Linked DNA regions of Homo sapiens: all the other regions are linked to region 3. Evidence: chromatin contacts called from ENCODE Hi-C or POLR2A ChIA-PET data. All regions are on one chromosome and are shown on one strand. The core of a region is the stretch at or near the end of the contact, and the rest is flanking DNA. Distances in the headings are between cores, read along the strand shown.

Evidence for each region. Hi-C counts contacts between places; a loop is a spot of excess contacts on that map. ChIA-PET counts read pairs that join two places held with the same protein, here RNA polymerase II (POLR2A). Pooled maps may share reads with other maps.
Region 1: a loop to region 3 is called in a pooled map, with 8 times the contacts of the local background. The contact joins the promoter of LINC02939 here to the promoter of NUP50-DT in region 3. A Hi-C loop is called at or near these places in 5 of 50 pooled maps. POLR2A ChIA-PET finds 5 or more read pairs at or near these places in 2 of 52 experiments (H1 and MCF 10A).
Region 2: a map of ascending aorta shows a loop between it and region 3 (5-fold over the local background). The contact joins the promoter of RTL6 here to the promoter of NUP50-DT in region 3. A Hi-C loop is called at or near these places in 2 of 168 maps with a recorded cell type or tissue (CD4-positive, alpha-beta memory T cell and ascending aorta) and 10 of 50 pooled maps.

Annotation. Positions count from the first base shown.
Region 1 is chr22:46,069,531-46,073,263 of GRCh38, reverse strand. LINC02939 (long intergenic non-protein coding RNA 2939) reads left to right here and starts at 2,243. Exons shown (of 2, transcript NR_148973.1): 1 at 2,243-2,625. The region is part of intron 1 of LOC124905135 (collagen alpha-1(III) chain-like); the gene reads right to left. RefSeq lists enhancers at 221-773, 774-1,328 and silencers at 922-1,001, 1,172-1,261, 1,342-1,551, 1,682-1,761, 1,822-2,601.
Region 2 is chr22:44,496,238-44,499,640 of GRCh38, reverse strand. RTL6 (retrotransposon Gag like 6) reads left to right here and starts at 1,408. Exons shown (of 2, transcript NM_032287.3): 1 at 1,408-1,597; 2 at 1,830-3,403. The coding sequence starts at 2,085. The coding sequence ends at 2,804. RefSeq lists silencers at 1,198-1,257, 1,348-1,477 and an enhancer at 2,737-3,403.
Region 3 is chr22:45,162,122-45,165,705 of GRCh38, reverse strand. NUP50-DT (NUP50 divergent transcript) reads left to right here and starts at 1,925. Exons shown (of 3, transcript NR_038956.1): 1 at 1,925-2,129. It overlaps NUP50 (nucleoporin 50), which reads right to left and starts at 1,781. Exons shown (of 8, transcript NM_007172.4): 1 at 1,410-1,781. RefSeq lists silencers at 1,010-1,189, 1,220-1,449, 2,220-2,269 and an enhancer at 1,330-1,852.

The DNA.
Region 1 (3,733 bases), core at 994-3,493, 910 kb before region 3:
TGAGGCACCTATAAAGGGGCATTTTACCACAAAAAGTTACGAATTGTTTTTCGTTTTACACCACCGTAAACAGCAGCTTTCACACAAGGGCCTTTCACTGAACCGGCCCAAATGCCGCCAACGCCGAACCGAGGATCCCCCCTCAAATCAGCTGTCCCCAAGTGTCCGACCAGGGGGAAAAAATCAGCAGCGTGGGTTTAGGAAGTAAATGAAATATTTCAATCTTCCAAGAAAGAGTTGTAGCTTCCCAATAACCTTTCCAAACACATCTCACCAAAAAAAAAAAAAAAAAAAAAAATCTAAAAACAGATGTTTTTTCTTTTCTTCCCATTGTGTTTAAGATGTCTGCTAACGCTTATTTTATGTGTTCAACAAGATTCTCTCTGGCAAATAGCCTGCACACCTGAGATTAGAAGCTGTGCTTCACAAATTCCAAGATCCAGATTAATGCCGAGTGGAGTTCTTGCAAGCTGGTGCGGCTTCAGGTTCAAGAGCAACCTCCTCGGTGCGTTCCCTGGTCTGTGGAAGGCCTGCCCTACGGAAGGGTCCCTCTTAGAGATCCCTTCATTAATATTTAAATACTCACTAAGCAGCGAAAGTGAGAAATGCACTTACCGTCCTCAGGAGTCGCCGTGAACCCGATCGTGACCTGGGGCGCACAGGTCGACAGCCCTGCCCTTGCGGGAGGACCGTGCCTGGCCGCCGCCGGCGCCGCGCTCGCGTGCCCAGAGCTGCACAGGCCCTCAGCTAGCGGTCTGAGTCCTGGGTTCCAAACGCTCACCCTCTTCCCGCGTCGAAGCGGCGGACGGCAGAGCGGTGCCAGTTCCCGCAACTCTTCGCAGGGTGGGACGGCTCTGGACTGCCGCGGGCGAAGCGCACGGCCCAGGCCCCACTTCCCCGGCCCCGCGCCGCGTCTCTCCTTGCCTTCGGGCTCCGGCTTCCCTGCGCTTAGCGACCCGACTGCGCCACAGAGTGGCCCGCAGGACCCGGTCACGGCGTCCGCGCGCCGCAAGGGACCTTTGTCCCAGACGAAAACGAAAGCGCGCCGGCCCCGGGACGCCCACGCCCTGCCGCGGAGAGCCCGGCCGGCGCGCCCCGCGACTTTCTCCAAGTTCACGTGCATTCCGGGGCGGGCGTCGCGAGCCAGGACTTGCAGGGCCGGGCCGTCGGGCGGGCGGTGGGTTGCAGGCGGGCTTGGGGACAGCCCGGCGGGGCGGGCCGGGGCACAATGGGCGCCGCCGGACGGGCGGGCGCGGGGACAGCGTGGGCCCGGCCGCCGCGCGGCCGCTCGTCTGGCGCTGCCCGGGCGCCGAATGCGGCGGCGGCTTGGCACAGACGCGCCGCGCGCCCGGTGCATGCTAATGGCCGGCGGCCGCGCCATGAATTATTCAGCAGCGGCGCGGAGAGGGCGAGCGCGGCGCGGAGGGCGACCCGGGCCGCGCGTCCCCCGCCGCTGCGAAGCCGCTGCGGCGACTTCCCAAACTTTCCCGGGTCGGCACCGAGGATGCGGCCCCCGCGGCGCCGCCGTCCCCGCCCGAGCGCGCCGGCCGCGCTTCCCCCGTTGCCGCCTATTTTATGTCTTTTGTCTCGGAGTTGGCACCTGTCCCAGAGAGCGCGTTTCCCTGCCCACCCCTTCGCCGCCGGATCGGAGCGGGGGAGGGAGTACGGGGAACCCAGGGAGGAGGGGACGGGGAAAGCAAGGCGCCTGCGGGCCCCGCAGCCCGCGGAGACCGCCCGAGAGCGGCGGCGGTGCCCGCGCGCCCGGGCACCCCTGTTCTGCGGGGAGGTCGCGGATGCAACCGCGCCCGGAATACCAACGAGGCCCCCCGCGGCCCCCGCCGTGCCCGCTGCGGGTGAAGACCGGGCGCCGCCCCTCCTGGGTTCCCCCTTCCACCGCCCCCCACCCCGGGACGGCGCGCGCGGGCGGGGCGGGCGGTGCGAGCAGCGGATTCGCCGCCCGGGCCCCGCGCCTCGCCCCGCAGCCCCGCGTGCGCGTCCCCGCGGGCACGCCGCCCCGGGCGCTCCCCTCCAGCGCGCCCCCGCCCCGCGGCCCCTCCCGCCGCCCGCCCCGGGCAAGGGCACCGCGTCGCGGAGACCCAGCGGCCTTCCGTTTCGCGCCCCGGGGCCCGCGCGGCCGAGGCGGGCGGGCGGGCGCGAGCTCCCGGCCCGGCCCGCCCCCGCCGCCCTGGCACCGAGGCGGCTGCTGGGGCGCGCTCGGCGGCTGCGCTCCAAGGCGCCGGCTGCCATGATTGCGGGCAGCGGGACGCGCGCGCACGCTCGGGCCCGGCTCTGGGACCCCTGGCTGACCGACGGTCCCTGCAGTCCCCGCAACCTGGTGCCCGCAGCCCCGAGCGCGCCGCGGACAGCGGTCAGGCTCTCCAGGCTCGTCCCCGCGGGGAACAGTGTGCGCTGCGGAGCTCTCGACGCGGCCCCGGGACAGCGCTCGGGGCCGACGGTGGCAGCGGGCTTCCCCCAGGGCGGAGCGCGCGCACGGGCAACCCCGCGGCGGCTTCCAGGACACCGCCGGCCCCGCGGAGCAAGGGGTGCCCAGAGGGGTGGGAGTCCGGACTCGGCACACGGGAGCCGGCCGGCGGAGGCAGGGGTCAGCGCACAGTGCCGGGAGATGTAAGAGGGGCGCGCAAGGTGCCTGGAGGAGTTGGGTTGGGGGGTGGTTCACGGTGCCCGGGGAGGCGTGGGATGGGCAGGGGCGCGGTGCCTGGAGCCGCTGCCCAGCTCCGAGCGCGCTCTCTTCCTTCCCGGTGGCAACAACTTCCTGCTTCCCCGACTCAGGGCACAGGAGCTTCGGGGAGAAGTTCAAGGCCACAGCTTTGCTCTCTCGGAGCCCGATGGCGACACTGCTGGCCCCGGGCCACACGGTTCCCTCCCAGGCCCTCCCGGTGGTTGAGACCGGCCGGCCTCTAGGGTCCGGACACGGGTTAGAATGCCAAGGAGGCCGCGGCGTCTTTTCCCGCCCGCTCCACAGAGGCGCCTGAGTGGTTCCCAAACCGCAGAGGGGCCGGCCTGGGCCTCCGGCTCTCGGGGACGCACGCGGACACAGAGTCACTATTCGCAGACCCCGTCCCCCTGCCCGAGCATGCCCTGGCCCAGAGCCGCATGGAGCTGATGTCCCCAGACGCCTGCGACGGCCCTTTGGCGGCCAGGGCCCGAGAGAAACAAGGCCTCCCGGGTCCCAACCCAATGTCTGTCTGTGCCTGTCTCCCCCCAACCCCCCGCCGCCGGCCTTGGCATTCTAACCAGTGTCCCTTGACGTCACATCTCGCCATTTCTGCCAACCAATTGAAACTTGCCCGTTGTCATAAAAATATATATACTTTTTATGCCATTGGTAAATTCAAAAGTTCCTCGTGTGCCCTGCTTCCCAGGAAACTTCATTTCACATTGGATTAGACTGCCCAGGAGGGCAACGCTGGGCTGGGGCAGCCGGGCAACTCTGCCAGGGCCTCGCTGCCCACTGAGCTGCCTTCCACAGCTCGCTAGACCCCCATGATTGTGGCTGTGAATTGTGCCAGCCACCCTGATAAACACACCACTGCCTCCACCCCATGACACACGGAATTTGGGGGGAGGGAAGGAAGAACTCAGGGTATGTTAAGAAACCTTCCCAATTGCTTTCCTGGGAGTTGGGGCGGTGGGGACTGGAATCTTACTACAGCATCTTCTTTTTAGAAGCTGAAAGAACTTTAGGGATAGCTTTATTATTTTTTTTTCTATG
Region 2 (3,403 bases), core at 159-2,658, 670 kb after region 3:
GTTAGCCAGGATGGTCTCGATCTCCTGACCTCGTGATCCACCCGCCTTGGCCTCCCAAAGTGCTGGGAGTACAGACGTGAGCCATTGTGCCCGGCCGGAAACTTCCCTTTTTAAAACCATCAGATCTCTTGAGACTCACTCACTATCACAAGAAGAGTGCAGAAAAGACCTGCCCACATAATTCGATCACCTTCCACCAGGTTCCTCCCACGATGTGGGAATTGTGGGAGTTACGACTCAAGATGAGATTTGGGTGGAGACACAGCCAAACCATATCAGCCAGGTATCTTCACTCCTTGGTATTTACTCTGGGGAACCCAGCAGAGAAAAGGGTGGGGATTTATATACAAGTGTAGTTTATAAAACTTTAGCATGGTAAACAAGATAAGGATCTATCAAAAAGGGCATGGCTAAATACTTTGCGGTACAGGAGTTCCATGGACCACAGGCAATAACTGAAAATCATGCTTCTGAACTATCTTTAATAGGAAAATGCTCAAAATTCAATGTGCTGTTATGGTTACAAAATATTCATAAGGTAAAAAATATTTTGTAGAACATATCATAGAAAAATGACTGGATGGAAGTACAGAAATATTACTATCTCTACGTTACATATATATGTATTACTATTTGCTATCTTTAGGTGGAGGGAGTCTGAGTAGTATAAAGTTTTTTTTACTTCTCTTACATCAAGATTTGTTACATTAAATTTATATTCAAATCACAATAAGGGCCTGATGCAGTGGCTCACGCCTGTAATCCCAGAACTTTGGGAGGCCAAGGCAGGCGGATGCCCTGAGGTCAGGAGTTGGAGACTGGCCAGGCCAACAAGGTGAAACCCCGTCTCTACTAAAAATACAAAAATTAGCCGGGCATGGTAGCACGCGCCTGTAATCCCAGTTACTTGGGTGGCTGAGGCAGAAGAATCGCTTGAACCCGGGAGGCGGAGGTTGCAGTGACTCAGGATCGCGCCACTGCACTCCAGCCTAGGCGACAGAGCGAGACTCCGTCTCAAAAAAAAAAAAAAATAAGAAGAACAGTAAATCATCAAAAAAATAAACCCAATGACAACCACAGAAAGAGCCTTGCAAGCCCTCTTGGGAGGAATGACTGGGAGAACACCAGGTACCCGCCCTGATGAAGACGCCGCAGCAACTACAGTCTTCCCCGATTGGCAGCAGCCCGAGTTGGGGGGTGGGGGGGGGTGGGACTTTGTGCATCACTTCCGGGGGCGGGGCAGCGGTCGTCTCCGCACGCGCGGGAGCGGTCGGTATCCATGGCAACCAGCGGGGCCAGCCTAAGGCCCGCCCGCCACCGCCACCGCGCCGGCCCCGCCCGCACAAAGGCCGCGCGGTGACCCGCCCTCTGCCGCGACCCCGGCCCCGCCCCTGCCCCGGCCCCGGCCTGGCCCGGTCCCTGCACCTGCCGGAGGCCGCCCGCCGCCATCGCCAGCGCCGTCGCTTGGCTGCGCTGACCGGGAAGCAGTTCTCGGCGGTCCGCGCGGTGATTCATCGGCCTGGCCGCGTCCCCCGCGCGGGCCATCTTGGTCACGGCCGGCGGCGGACAGAGCCGCGGAGGAACCGCGAGACCCCAGGTACGCGTGCCCCCGGCCCCCTGCCCGGCCGGGCCCCGCCACTGTGGTGGCCCCCAGGCCCGCGGCCGCCAAGGAGCAGCCCCCTTTGTTCTCCCCCGGGCGGGCGCGGGGCGGGCGCCGCGGGGCTTTGTGCAGCCTCGCCACCCACGCGCGGGCCCTCCACGCCGCCCCTCACCCTCCTGCCCGCTAGTCGCAACTGAAACCTTGAAAACATCTTTTCTTAATCCTCCAGGGCCCAGAGCAGGTCCAGCCACCCGTCTGGCTCCGTAGTCCGCGAAGTCTGCAGTAAAGGAGCCGCGTGGGACCGGGGCCGAAGTCCCTAGGGCCTGGCACCGCGTGCCCCTCTCTCGGGCCCTCGGCTTGGGGGTCTCGCAGCGCCCTGCCGTCGTGCACCCCACACTGCCCCCATTTCTACAGGGGCCCACCTGGTCACCACACCCTCTTGGTCCACCCGCGGATCTCAGCGTGTGGCTGACCTCTGGCCAGCATGGTGCAGCCGCAGACGTCCAAAGCTGAAAGCCCAGCCTTGGCAGCGTCTCCGAATGCCCAGATGGATGACGTTATTGACACCCTGACCTCCCTGCGCCTCACCAACTCGGCGCTGAGGCGGGAGGCTTCCACCCTGCGGGCGGAGAAGGCCAATCTCACCAACATGCTGGAGAGCGTGATGGCAGAGCTGACCTTGTTACGCACCAGGGCGCGGATCCCGGGGGCTCTGCAGATCACCCCGCCCATCTCCTCAATTACTTCAAACGGGACTCGACCCATGACCACACCTCCAACCTCTCTGCCCGAGCCCTTTTCCGGGGACCCAGGCCGGTTGGCGGGGTTCCTGATGCAGATGGACAGATTCATGATCTTCCAGGCCTCCCGCTTCCCGGGTGAGGCCGAGCGTGTGGCCTTCCTTGTGTCTCGACTGACTGGGGAGGCGGAGAAGTGGGCTATCCCCCACATGCAACCTGACAGCCCCTTGCGCAACAACTATCAGGGGTTCCTGGCAGAGTTGCGGAGAACCTACAAGTCTCCGCTCCGGCATGCGCGGCGCGCCCAAATCAGGAAGACTTCTGCCTCTAATAGGGCTGTGCGAGAGAGGCAGATGCTCTGCCGCCAGCTGGCCTCTGCGGGCACGGGGCCTTGCCCAGTGCATCCAGCTTCCAACGGGACTAGTCCAGCGCCAGCCCTGCCTGCCCGAGCACGGAATCTTTAAGAATCCGCCAGCACTTGGTAGCGTCTGCAGCCACCCAGGTAGCATACGCTCTTTGCTGTGTAGAAGAAATGCCCATACGACAGCTTTGCCCCTGTTTGAAGACCTCCCTTCTTGCCTCTCCAGACGTGTTCCCCGAGGAGATCTTCCTTCCGTCCTTCCTGGCGCCCTGGTTGCCCACCTTGCCGTGCTTCCTCTTACGTGCTAGCTTTGTACCTATCGCTCACTGCATGCTCGCCTCCCTCTTGCTGGCATCCCGGCCTGTTTCAATGACTACCGCTCTGCTACTTAGGCACAGGGACTCCGCCGCACGCTGACGGACCACGAGGGCTGACCCCTTCCAGCCTGACTTGGTTCATGGAGGCTCCTACTCTGCCCTCTCCAAGCTCCCCTGGCGGCTCCCCACCTGGTTGCCCAGTTCCTATTGATGAGCTCTGGACAGAAAGATGCCCGTTTGGCCAGGCTGGTGGCTTGATGGGTGTACCTGGAGAGGGGGTCTGGCTTCCTGCCCAAGATGCCTCCCAGCCCTGCCAGGGCCCGGTGCAGCGGGCAGGGCCTCATCTGTGCTGTAGTGGTCGAGTGGTTGCTGCAAGGAGCGTAGT
Region 3 (3,584 bases), core at 676-3,175:
GCATGGAAGAAGAATAACTTGGATTACAAACCAGATTTTTACAAATATTTTACCAAATCCCTATTTTATTTCAAAGCATGACACTTCAGACAATACATTTTACTTTTATGCTAGAAGTGGGGGGGAGAAAAAACCCTCTGTAAAATATTCAGAACAAGGCCTGGCACCTGGAGTCTTATGTCTAGCTACTGTTATGAAGAACTTAAGGGAGGCGGAAGGATCTCTTGAAGCCAGGAGTTGGAAACCAACTTGGTCTCTACGAAAATAAAGATGGACATAGATTAGATGAATAGAAATAAAAAATTAGCCGAGCGTAGTGGCGCACGCCTGTGGTCCCAGCTACTTGGAAAGCTGAGGCAGGAGAATCACTTGAGCCCAGGAGCTTCAGGCTACACAGTGAGCTACCACTACACTGAGGCCTGGTGACAAAGCAAGACCCAGTCTCAATCAAACAATCAATAAAAGGGAATTTAAAAAACGTTTGCGTTTGTGGGTAAAAAACCAAATTAGACATGATTTCTAGGTATGAAGCAACGTGGTGGGAGACTGAAAGTCTAGGTAAACTGGAAAAAAACATTATTTGTGCCTGATATAGTTATGTGGTCTCTGGCATCTGGTGTAGCTCTGCCCTTGGAAAGCTCAACTTGTCAACATCACCTTAAAACGAAAACACAGATTTGGCTACACTTAATAGTGAAGTGCCTTGTTGGAGGAAAACAACAAGGGGGCCAAGTAAGGAGACAGAAATACCTAATCTCCAAGCTGGTTCTTAATGGAACCGAGCAAATGGGTGATGAATAACCCGGGAACGCAGTAAGACAGGCCAGAGAGGTAATGCGCCCAAGAGAAGAGAGACGAGGGGCGGCCAGGGGGAGAGGAAGCTCGAGAGGAATCGCTAGGAAGGAAACGGAGAAGACCACGCCAGGACAGCCCTGCCAGCCCCCTACCTCCGGCGGGGCCGCAGGGGAGAGTCTCACTCGAGTCGGACGCCGCAGCCCGGTGGGGCCCGGGCCCCGCTTCAAAAACAGCCGGGGCTGCGTCGCCGCTGTCATCCCACCCCACCCTCCACCCGTCGCTCCCCCACCGCGCGCCCCGCCCGGCCCGTGCGCCCGACCCAGGCTCCCTCCCTAGAGTCCCGACCTCTAGCCCTGTACCCCACTTCCCAGGGTCCCGTCCTCCAGCCCCTTAAGCCCCTCCCCAGGGTCTGGTCCCCCGGCCCCGCACCCCTCCCCAGGGGCCCGTCCCCCGGCGCTGAACCCGCACCTCCCTCCCCAGGGTCCAGTCCCCAGCCCTGCACTCGCACTCCCCTCCCAGGCCCGAGCCCGCTCCCGCCCTCCCGGCCCTGGGCTCTCAGCACCAGGCTCCCGCCCTCAGCCTCTTCTCCTCCCGCGCCCGCCGCCGCTCCTCACCTCCTCGGCGGCCGCCGCTGCACTCGCTGGGTCTTGGTTGCGGCGAAACCCGGGGCGCAGCGGCGCAGGGGTCTGGAGCCCGCAGGGGTCGCCGGGCTGAGCGCGCTCGGCCGCTTCCGGTGCTGCGCTGCGGAACTCAGAGGACTTAGTGCTCGGCAAGCCCAGAGACTCAAACACCATATCCCTGGGGGGGCTCCTCACGCTGTGTTCGGCAGGGAGGCGAGAGCGCCGGTTCAGCCAGAGACAGCTGGGGGAACCGCGCCGAACACGCTCCGGGCGGCCATTTTGTAACTCGAATCTACCCCCAAAACCAATTCGAAAAAAAGGGAGGAAAGAAACGCCCGCGTTCAGCTACTGCGCAAGCGCGCCGGCGCTTCCGGCAGTAGCACCTCCTTCCGCCGGCCGGGCCCCTTACGCGGCGCATGCGCCCAGCTCCCTGGAAACCGGCGCGGGGCTGAGAATGCCGGTCTCGCGCAAGCGCGCACGCGCCGACCTTGATCTCGTAGCCGGCGCCAGCAGCCGCGCTTTGGGGCGTCGGCTCACGTGGGGCCGGCAACGCGTCTTCCAGGATGTTCGCGCGCTAGTCGCCGCTGAGGGGCCGGCGATGCGCGAGGAGTTCCGGCGAGGAAGGTCGGTCAGTGGACATGGCCGAGGCCCGCGGTGTCCGCGTGTGGGAGCTGCAGGGCTGAGGAGAGGCCGCCCGCAACCCTCGGGAATCGTGTGAGGTGCCACTGGGGTCGCTTCACATCAGGAGGCCCCGTCTCGGGGGACGCGCGCAGGTGACCCTGCTGGTCGTACCTGGCCGGGGTGGCCCGGAGGGGCTGGGTCTCGGCGCCAGGAGGGGCCGTGTGGGCCGCCTGTTAAAGGACCCCTCGTTCGCTGACATTTGATTTTGCATTGGGTGCCTTCTCTTCTGTTTTTTTCAGCCAGTGAGATCCGTCCTGGGCACTCAGCTGTAGAGCAGGGGAACGAGTCCTGCGCTTTTTGCGCTGAGGTCTCCTGGCCCGTAGGCCAGGCAGCCTCTGAGCTCCTTTCTCACCAGCAGCTTGCGATCCCTCATCCCTGGCCCTGTCACTCCCAGCTGTTTCCAGTGCCGCCCTTTTTTTTTTTTTTTTTTTGAGATGGAGAGTTTAACTTGTTCGCCCAGGCTGGAGTGAAGTGGCACGATCTTGGCCTACTGCAACCTCTGCCTCCCGGATTCAAGCGATTCTCCTGCCTCAGCCTCCCGAGTAGTTGGGATTACAGTCGTGCGCCACCACGCCCGGCTAATGTTTATATTTTTAGTAGAGACGGGTTTTCACCATATTGGTCAGGCTGGTCTCGAACTCGTGACCTCAGGTGATTCCCTCCCCCCGCCCCACCACCTCAGCCTCCCAAAGTGCTGGGATTACAGGCCTGAGCCACCGTTCCCGGCCTCGAGCGCCTTCTTATAAACTGGATGGTGGTTTTTGTTTTCACCTTCAAAGTCGAATCTCCCTAGTCCGTTTATTACCAGAAAGAGGTCTCCACTCAGACCCAGCGAGAGGCTTCTTGGATGTCGCGTAGGAAAGAATTCGGGGCGAGTCCACGGACTAAAGTGAAAGCAAGTGTATTAGAGAAGTGAGAAAGCAAAAGAATGGCAGAGCAGGGCATTCCTGAAAGCGGGAGGAGGAAGGCGCCCGCCTTAGGTACAGTGCTTGTTCAAATCTAAGGTAACACAGCCAAAGAAATCTTGGGGGACATGGGCTCTACCACGAGGGCCCACGACCAAGGTTTCATGCGCGTCCGTGTGAAGAGACCACCAAACAGGATTTGTGTGAGCAACATGGCTGTTTATTTCACCTGGGTGCAGGCGGGCTGAGTCCAAAAAGACAGTCAGCGAAGGGAGATAGGGGTGGGGCCGTTTTATAGGATTTGGGAAGGTAATGGAAAATTACAGTCAAAGGGGGTTGTTCTCTGGTGGGCAGGGGTGGGGGGTCACAAGGTGCTCAGTGGGGGAGCTTCTGAGCCAGGAGAAGGAAATTCACAGGGTTAATCACTTAGTTAAGGTTGGGCAGGAACAAATCACGATGGTGGAATGTCATCAGTTAAGGTGGGGCAGGGCCTTTTCACTTCTTTTGTGATTCTTCAGTTACTTCAGGCCATCTGGGCGTATACGTACAAGTCACAGGGGATGCGATGGCTTGGCTTGGGCTC